3 separate regions of the Homo sapiens genome follow, and all the other regions are linked to region 1. A link is a contact called in ENCODE Hi-C or POLR2A ChIA-PET data. All regions are on one chromosome and are shown on one strand. Each heading gives the region's core, a stretch centred on a gene start or an enhancer-like site at or near the end of the contact. The rest is flanking DNA. Distances are from core to core; before and after follow the strand shown.

The links. Hi-C counts contacts between places; a loop is a spot of excess contacts on that map. ChIA-PET counts read pairs that join two places held with the same protein, here RNA polymerase II (POLR2A). Pooled maps may share reads with other maps.
Region 2: a loop to region 1 is called in a map of naive thymus-derived CD4-positive, alpha-beta T cell, with 8 times the contacts of the local background. The contact joins two enhancer-like sites. A Hi-C loop is called at or near these places in 1 of 168 maps with a recorded cell type or tissue (naive thymus-derived CD4-positive, alpha-beta T cell) and 5 of 50 pooled maps. POLR2A ChIA-PET finds 5 or more read pairs at or near these places in 1 of 52 experiments (naive thymus-derived CD4-positive, alpha-beta T cell).
Region 3: a loop to region 1 is called in a map with no recorded cell type, with 4 times the contacts of the local background. The contact joins two enhancer-like sites. A Hi-C loop is called at or near these places in 1 of 37 single-sample maps with no recorded cell type and 6 of 50 pooled maps. POLR2A ChIA-PET finds 5 or more read pairs at or near these places in 1 of 52 experiments (GM12878).

The regions. Positions count from the first base shown.
Region 1 is chr6:13,792,917-13,795,616 of GRCh38, reverse strand. It overlaps MCUR1 (mitochondrial calcium uniporter regulator 1), which reads left to right. Exons shown (of 9, transcript NM_001031713.4): 7 at 1,670-1,723. Among named protein-coding and RNA genes, the nearest start is that of MCUR1, 20 kb to the left of the region's middle. Within about 2 kb of position 1,301, at least 4 of the 41 ENCODE cell types and tissues checked have a DNase peak (open chromatin) inside an H3K27ac peak, as active enhancers do; they include GM12878, where a contact is called at or near this core.
Region 2 is chr6:13,453,258-13,455,957 of GRCh38, reverse strand. The region is part of intron 1 of GFOD1 (Gfo/Idh/MocA-like oxidoreductase domain containing 1); the gene reads left to right. Among named protein-coding and RNA genes, the nearest start is that of GFOD1-AS1, 32 kb to the left of the region's middle. Within about 2 kb of position 1,262, at least 23 of the 41 ENCODE cell types and tissues checked have a DNase peak (open chromatin) inside an H3K27ac peak, as active enhancers do.
Region 3 is chr6:13,426,706-13,429,405 of GRCh38, reverse strand. The region is part of intron 1 of GFOD1 (Gfo/Idh/MocA-like oxidoreductase domain containing 1); the gene reads left to right. Among named protein-coding and RNA genes, the nearest start is that of GFOD1-AS1, 58 kb to the left of the region's middle. RefSeq lists enhancers at 68-137, 1,148-1,577. Within about 2 kb of position 1,370, at least 16 of the 41 ENCODE cell types and tissues checked have a DNase peak (open chromatin) inside an H3K27ac peak, as active enhancers do; they include GM12878, where a contact is called at or near this core.

The DNA.
Region 1 (2,700 bases), core at 52-2,551:
ATAAACTTGGATTACTCTGAAGCACAAGGCAGTAGTAAATTATACAGCGAGTGTGTTTGTAACATGCATTGGTGAAGATGAGTTTTCTGGCTCTCGTTCTTTCGGTAAAGTTATAATGTTAAATATTAAATTGCAAATTAACTATGATATTTACAGCCAGTTCCAAAAGCAGTATGGCATATAAACTTCTGGGGCATGGGGATATAGAGCTACATAGATGTTATTTTTAAAACCATGACAGCGTCAATATTTAGGCTCTTCTTTTGTGGGTGAGTCAATGTTGAGTTAATGAAGACTGAGGTTTAGTGGTGCACAAAATCTTGTTCCACGCCGCCCTCTAGTGGTGATCTGATGCATCGGGCTCTCCTGGTCTGAAACCCTGAGGTTTAAAGAGCATTGTTCTTGGTTTTACAACCTACTCCTTGGCTTAGGGTTTTGGGGTTTTTTGTTTTTGTTTTTGTTTCTCTTTCTCTTTTTTTTCTTTTTTTTTTTTCTACTTCTAAGCTCCCAGTAGTCCCAGGAGAATATTTTATAGCTAGGAAGTTTCTATATACTTCAAAGGATTAACTTTTTCTTTCTATAACAAGGTTAATGTAGTTCTTAAAAGTCGTCATTCAAATTACTGATTGTCATATGCTCAATTAAATCTTGTTGCCCACTACTAAGGAGATAAGTCTGATTTCAATCTTACTGTCTACAAAACTGCACTAAATCTTTTCACTGACATTAATAGCCAAAAGGCGAGATACTTTAACTCTGGGTAGAATTAGTTCCTTTAGTAACGCTGGATTATGGCTACGCCCAAGTGGGTTTTTTTATTGTTATTAAAACCAACATGTGCAGGAGGCTAAGGCAGGAGAATTGCTTGAACCTGGGAGGCAGAGGTTGCAGGGACCCCAGATCAAGCCACTGCACTCCAGCCTGGGAATAGAGTGAGACTCCATCTCAAAACAAAAAACCAAGCCAAAAAAAAAAAAACCCAACATGTGATGAGTTAGTGTATTTATGTATTTACATTGTATTTTATAATCACAACACAATGTCTTTGTCATAGAATAATAATCCTTGGCAGCTATTTGTTCCCCAACTTCATACCTTTTCTGTCTTTTGTTGAGACTCAAGTAGTGACGTGTTTTGCTACTAGTTATGATGGGATAGCTCCTAAATTGAGTTGAGTCTCCATTTTCAACCCTCTCAAAACCAAAAACCATATGACTCAGCATCCTTCGAAATTGGTCCCCAGGGAGTGCTACTACAATAGTGGGAGGGACCTAAAGACATCACAGGAAATATGCAGGGAGAAGTGACAGATGACTAAGGAAATCCAGATATTAGAGGAATGAGTAAGTATAAATAAGAAACTTTAGCCAGCACGGCAGGTCATGCTTGTAATCCCAGCACCTTGGGAGGCCGAGGTGGGCAGATTGCTCGAGCTCAGAAGTTTGAGACCAGCCTGGGCAACATGGCAAAGCCCCATCTCTATGGAAAAAAAAAAAAAAGAAACCTCAAGTAACACATATAAAGAAGCAGGTAGGCTACTTAATCCCAGAGGTGACTTTCTGGTGTTACGTATTCTAGGAGGTACTGAGACCAGAATATTTAAGGCACCAGAGAAGGAGAAGAGAGAGGAGTAGATCAGAATCTGACCCATGTTACGTGTTTATTTCAGTATTCATTGAACGAAAAGAAGCTGCTGGAATTGAGAACAGAAATAGTGGCATTGGTAAGAAACAAGACTGTGATTTTTCTTTGTCTTTGTACTCATCTTTGCTTCGTTCCATGCATGGTTGTTTGTAATGATAATAGGAAGTTACATGCAGGTTTACTGTCATGGGAATTTTTTACATTGTGCTAAAATACACACAACATAAAAATTAGGATCTTAACCATTTTTTAAGTGTACAGTTCAGTACATTTAAAGTACATTCACATTTTGGGGCAACCATCGCCACTGGCTATCACAGAACTCTTTATTTTGCAAAATTGAAACTCTGCACCCTTTATACATTCCCTTTTCCAGCCTCTGGTGACCTCCATTCTACTGTCTATGGATTTGACTATTCTACATACCTCATATAAATAGAATCATAGCATTTGTCTTTTTGTGGCTGGCTTATTTCACTTAACACAGTGTCCTGAAGGTTCATCCATGTTGTTGAAATGACAGGACTTTCTTCCTTTTTAAGGCTGATTAGTATTCCATTATATGTATATGCCACATTTTCTTTATTCGTCTGTCAAGGGCACTTGTGTTGCTTCCACCCGTTGGCCTTTGTGAATAGTGCTGCTGTGGGCATGGGTGCACAGATGTCTGTTGGGATCCCTGCTTTCAGTTCTTTTGGGTATATATGCAGAAGTGGAGTGTCACAGGATTTTTTGCACTTCACAAAGTGTTTGGTTATCGTAATGGAAGATAGTTATCCTATGAAAGATTTAAACTTTCTTAATGAAAGTTTCCTTTTCTTCTTTCTTTTTTTTTTTTTTTTTTTTTGAGGTGGGGTCTCGCTCTGTCACCCAGGCTGGAGTGCAGTGGCTCAATCTCAGCTCACTGCACCCTCCTTCACCTCAGCCTGTAGAGTAGCTGGGACCACAGGCTCACACCACCATGCCCTACTTGAGAGTTTGTTTTTCTTAACGGAAGTTTTATTAAGAAAGTTTAAATCTCAGTAATTGAAGAATAGTGAGGAATGGAGAAGTCTT
Region 2 (2,700 bases), core at 13-2,512, 340 kb after region 1:
TAAACAGCAGTCAAGACAGAGGTATGCCTCTAGTAAACTCCCATCCTGTCTATTGGACAATGCTGTACCAAGAGGGCTGACGAGGCCAGTGTTAAACTGTGACCGACTGGGAGTTGAGGATGCTCCGGGTAATGAGTCCCCCTCCCTGTTAGCAGAGTTCCAGTAGGTGGGTGTTCCAGTGCCTAAGTGCAGGCAAGTCATGGGGCAAGGTGACCTTCTGTGCCTGTCATGATCTAATAGAGCTCTTTGTGTGGGTGTCTGTGCTTAATTTGGCTGAAACATTTATTTCTCTTCTGAATGGGCTTCCTTGTTTCACACAGAAAGTTGGCCCATGTGGGGTGCTGCTGACAGGCAGTAGCAGGGCGTCTGGTGGGCTACCGTTTTGGCTTAATGTTTACTCCTTTGCCTGCAGTTTTAGGCATCCCTCTGTCAAACTGTCAACCCTTGGTGAATATCATAGGATTTTCTCTTTAGAATAACCTGTGTTCGCATCCCAGGTGTTTTTATAATTCAATTCAAACCAATGACAAGGTGGCTTTCCCATTCGTGGTAGCCACCCGGCTGGGGACCATTCCCCACAGTTTCTGTGAGTCCAGAGTTGGCTTCACTCTCAGGAAACAAAATCCCTGATGGGCATCTGGAATTACCAAGGTGATTTAGTGATAGGGACTTCTAAAAGAGCTAACCCCAAGCACAAAACTCAGTTCGGGTTGGGTCAGAAACCTGACCCACCCCGCACCTCTCTGGGTGTATTGCTCACTGCCAGGCTTTGGGGCTGTTTCAGGAGGCTATGTTCTTACAGGGACAAGAGCCAGTGTGTGTGCGTGTGTGGGTGTGTGTGTTTGTGTGTAGAGCCCTGGTGTGTCAGGCACACGTGCAGAGAGATTTAGATCAGCAGACCTCAGATGACGAAACCCTAAACTCTAGCGGAAGCAACTGCATCAGATGGTGGAAAATCTCATCCAAATGCCTTTACAGTGTCTTTCAGGTTTTTGATATCAAGACAACCAGAAATTTGCTGTGAGTGACAGCCAGGAGGTGATGCTAATATCCTGGGGTCTGAAGATTCCTCCCCTCCCTCTACGAAACTCTTGCTCTGGTGTCCATTTGTGGGGCCACCTCTCTCCCCCTCTTGCAGCCCACAGAAGGACTGGGAAGCATTGACAGTGGTCCCCAGCTGCCACCTGCTGTCTGTGACTCATGCACTGTCTGTGGGAGGGTGGAGAATATCATCAGTGGGTTGCGGGGCAGAGAGTGGGAAGTGTCTGCTTTGTGGCTGATGTGTGAGTGTGGGAACATGTGTGCTCCTGGACGGGAGTGGTGGCATTGCTCATTCTGAGGAGCTGGCGGGTAGCATGGAAATGTGTCTTCACTTGGTTTTTTGGGTTTCTAGTTTCCTTTTTTCTTTTTTTAAGACATAGCTACTGAAAGGCCAGGAAGTAGGACTTGGGGGCATGCCAGTGAGTTGGAAGCCGCATTAATGTCCTGTATCTTTAGCTCTTCAGTCCAACAAAGGTGCAATTATTATGTTATGCACATGCCTTCTGCAGGATTATGTATTGGCATTGCTGATTCTAGCTAATGTCTTTTAGCAGTTTGATGGGCTTATATTAGTTTCCGGGAGTTGCCGTAACAAAGTACCATCAGCTGGGTGGCTTAAACAACAGAAATTAATTTTTTTCAGTTCTGGAGGCTGGAAGCTGGAGGTATCAAGGTGTGGGCAGGGCTGGTTCCTTCTGAGGGCTGTGAGGGAGTCTGTTCCAGCCCTGTCCTGGCTTCTGCTGGCCTGCCGGCAGTCTCTGATGCTCCTTGGCCTGAGGATGCATCACCTCGTCTCTGCTTTCATGTTCAGTGGGGTTCTGCCTGTGTGCATGCCTGTGTCTGAATTTTTCCTTTATATAGGTGGCACCAGTCATATTGGATTAGGGCCAACCCTCATGACTTCATCCTGACTAATTACATCTGCCACAACTCTGTTTCCAAATAAGGTCACATTCACAGGTACTGGAAGTGAGGACTGTGACATCTTTTGGGGAGACACAATTCAACCCATAATGAAAGCAAAAGGGGGTTTTGTGTTCCCCTTATGTGAGAGGTCATGTGATCATAGGTTATGGAGGCTGATGGCCTGGGATTGACAGCTGCCACTTACTAGCTGTGTGTCTTTAGGCAACTTGCCTGTCTTGTTTCCATATCAGTAAAATGAACAAATTTTAAAATATGGTTGACAGGTTATAATTTAATACACATAAAGTTCTTTAAAGAATACTTCGCATATTGTAGCTTTCACTAAATCTAAGTTGCTTCTGTCACTTCTGCTACTACCTCTATTTGACTTGCTTGTTTAAAGTTATGGGAATATAGTTTTATTGAGGATGCTTTAAAAAGGGTGAATTGAAAGGAATAAGGACATTGCCACCTGAATTTTTAGATTTATGTATCTTCAAATGACTCAATAATTGCTCACTCTAGGAAATCTGCAACTATGCATTGTGTTTTGAATACTGAAAAGAAATTATCTTTGAAACCGCATTTATTCATTTGATAAACATTTATTCAAGCCTCGCTGTACATGAAACACTTTGCTAGGTAGTGAGGTGCATACAAAAATGACTGTGATAATAGCTCTGGGTTTTAAAGAGCTTGCAGCCCAGTGAGAGACAGAGACATAAAGTGATGCAATAATAGAAGGTAACAGGC
Region 3 (2,700 bases), core at 121-2,620, 370 kb after region 1:
ATAGTTTGTCGTTCTTAAAGCAGCAAGCTGGCAGAGCATCCTGGTTGATGGCATATAAACAAACCAATTCATAAGTACAGCCATTATTTCACGTTGGGGCCACACAACCCTTTGACAGCCAGTGTCTGCCGCATAGGAGACCAGCTCCTCCAGGCAGCCTGTGGCGCTGTTTCCCTTTACTGGCAGCTGTGCTATGGCCAGCCAGGGCTTCTCAGCCCAAAATGAGATAGCTCCAGTCTTTTCACTCTCATGAAAAGAACAGCTTCCCACCCATCTTGATTTCTGCTGGGGTCTTTCCTCTTTGTGCCATTTGAGAGCCACCTGGGAGCACATCTTAGTAAATATATGACCTGGGCTCATGTTTGTAGAGTCCTGTCTGAGCATCTAGCAAGCTGGCTCACGTGCTCAGGGACTTGGTACCAATTAAGACATTTATTCCCACTTTTCATATGGTCGAGAAGATGTATGTCCAACACAGTGCTTTTAACTAGGTCAGAGAAAAAGCAGGCGGGAAGCTATACATTTTACAATACTTAGTGGACCTTCTTGCTAGAATTAGTGAATGGTCAGAAAGTCCGCTTCTGATGGAGGGCCAAAGGGAGCTCTTTCAGCTCACAGCCGGGCTGTGGTGTTTGGGGAGGGAAGTTTGAGAGTGGCCGCAGAAGTACAGATGATCAAAAGCAGTACTCCTGCCGCCCGCCCTGGGAGGGGGCCTGGACTCCCTCAGGGAAGGCTTTTTTGGTGCTTTGGGTAGAGAAGCTGGAGATAGCAACTGTTGAATTTCCCCAGGCTTCGTGATTTAAAGCCCTGAGCCTTTTTCCATTGTTGTTCTTGCAGCGGCCTTTAATGTGCTGGGTGTGAAAGGGAGTGGAAATGAAAAGCCAGCGCATCGCATCGCACTGGGGGCCTGAGATCAGAAGGTGATGGAAAATGGAAATGTCAAGTTTGCGTTTCCACTGCTGGCCGCAAGGGCCTCAGGCGGCACCCCCTCCTCCCGCCTCGGCTTTCGCATCCTTCTCACTTCCTCCCCAGCCCCCCAGTTTTCACACGGCCCAGTGATAAGTGTCACTCTGGGCTGAGTGAGGCTCGTGGCTTGTCAAAAGAGGCACTAGGACGAGAACAGAGAAATTCAGCATGGGCTTGAGAGGCACGTAAAGGAACTGGCCTTCTAAAGACACCGCAGAGAGACCGCAAAGTGGGTTGGTTTTCCTTTTCTAACACTGAGAAGAAAAGGAGTTCAAAATTCACACATGGTTGATAGAAAAGACGATCTGTTTCCACATGGACTTTCCTATCTCTGTGGTGCCCAGGATGCTTAGACCTGTGAGTCTTTGAACCCAGCTTGTGTTGATGTAGCTCGGGGCACTGTCAGGCCTTTGTGCCCAGCCAGGCGTGGAGGTGTTTGAAAAGAGAGCCATCAACACCTTTCCATCGGGGACTTGCGATTTTTCTCTTTTGGTTGAGTCAACTTTGAAGTTTAGTAGTTCCTTCCCACGCTTGGTGGCCACAATGTCACGAGGCTCAGCCTGGTGTCGTGGGGCTGCTAAAGATTCCGTAGAGGCTGGAAAGGTGCCTGTCAGGGGCACCAGGAATTACGTACAAGTCTAAGGAAGCTCCAGGCTTAGGAAATAGTGGGATAAACCTTCCTTTATTATCGCATGGGATAATCACATTTGTGAAATGTAGATGTCTCAAATTTATACAAATTGAATTCTGAAAAACATCAGAAAAGTTTATTACAAAGCCTTTTTTTTTGAGACAGGCTCTTACTCTGTCACCCAGGCTGGAATGCAGTGGTACAATCACAGCTCACTGTAGCGTTGAACTCCTGGGCTCACGCGATCCTCCTGCCTCAGTCTGCTGAGTAGGCGGGACTAGAGGTGCACACCACCATGCCGGGCTAATTTTTGTAGCGATGAGATTTCACCATATTGCCCAGGGTGGTTTCAAACTCCTGGGCTCAAGGGATTCGCCTGCCTTAGCCTCTCAAAGTGCTGGGATTACAGGCATGAGGCACTGCGCCTGGCCAACAAAGTCCTTTTTTATCATCATGTTTTTAACTCTTCACAGTTTTCTATGTCTGTTACCTCACTTGAGCCCAGCTGGATTTTTGACCATTTGGATAACAGTTATTGGATTTTTCTGGAAGTCTCTACATGCATGTTCTCTGTTCAAAGGGCTTGAGGTGGACAAGTTATGCATGGCCTTCAGTTTTGGGAAGACTCTGTATGATCCTGATAAATGTAATTTCAAGATGATTATATCAAACTGAAAAAGGTGCATTGTGATCCTCTGTTACCTCAGTTTTGTCCTGTGAGGTCCAATCACACACAACTTCGGAGCCACTGCCCGCTTCCTTGTAGTTTACAAAAAATGCTTTGCCACGCTCATCACAATAACTGTGAGAGAGATATGATTATATTTCTGCTGTGCAGAGGAGAAAACTGAGGCCCAGAGAAGTTAAGTAACCTCCCCCAAGACACAGATATGAGAAAGAGATGAGACTCAAACCCCAGCCTTCTGGCACCAGGGGCATGTTCTTCCACCAACAGACACTGACAGCCGTTGCCAGAACAAGAGAAAGCTGGGCAGAAGTCGACACCTTTGGCAAAGGGCTGCCTGTCCTCTGGCCTTGCTGGTTGTTAGCCCCGCTTCTGCTCATAAGGTCCTGCATTATCCCTCGCTCAGGGGTTGCCTTGC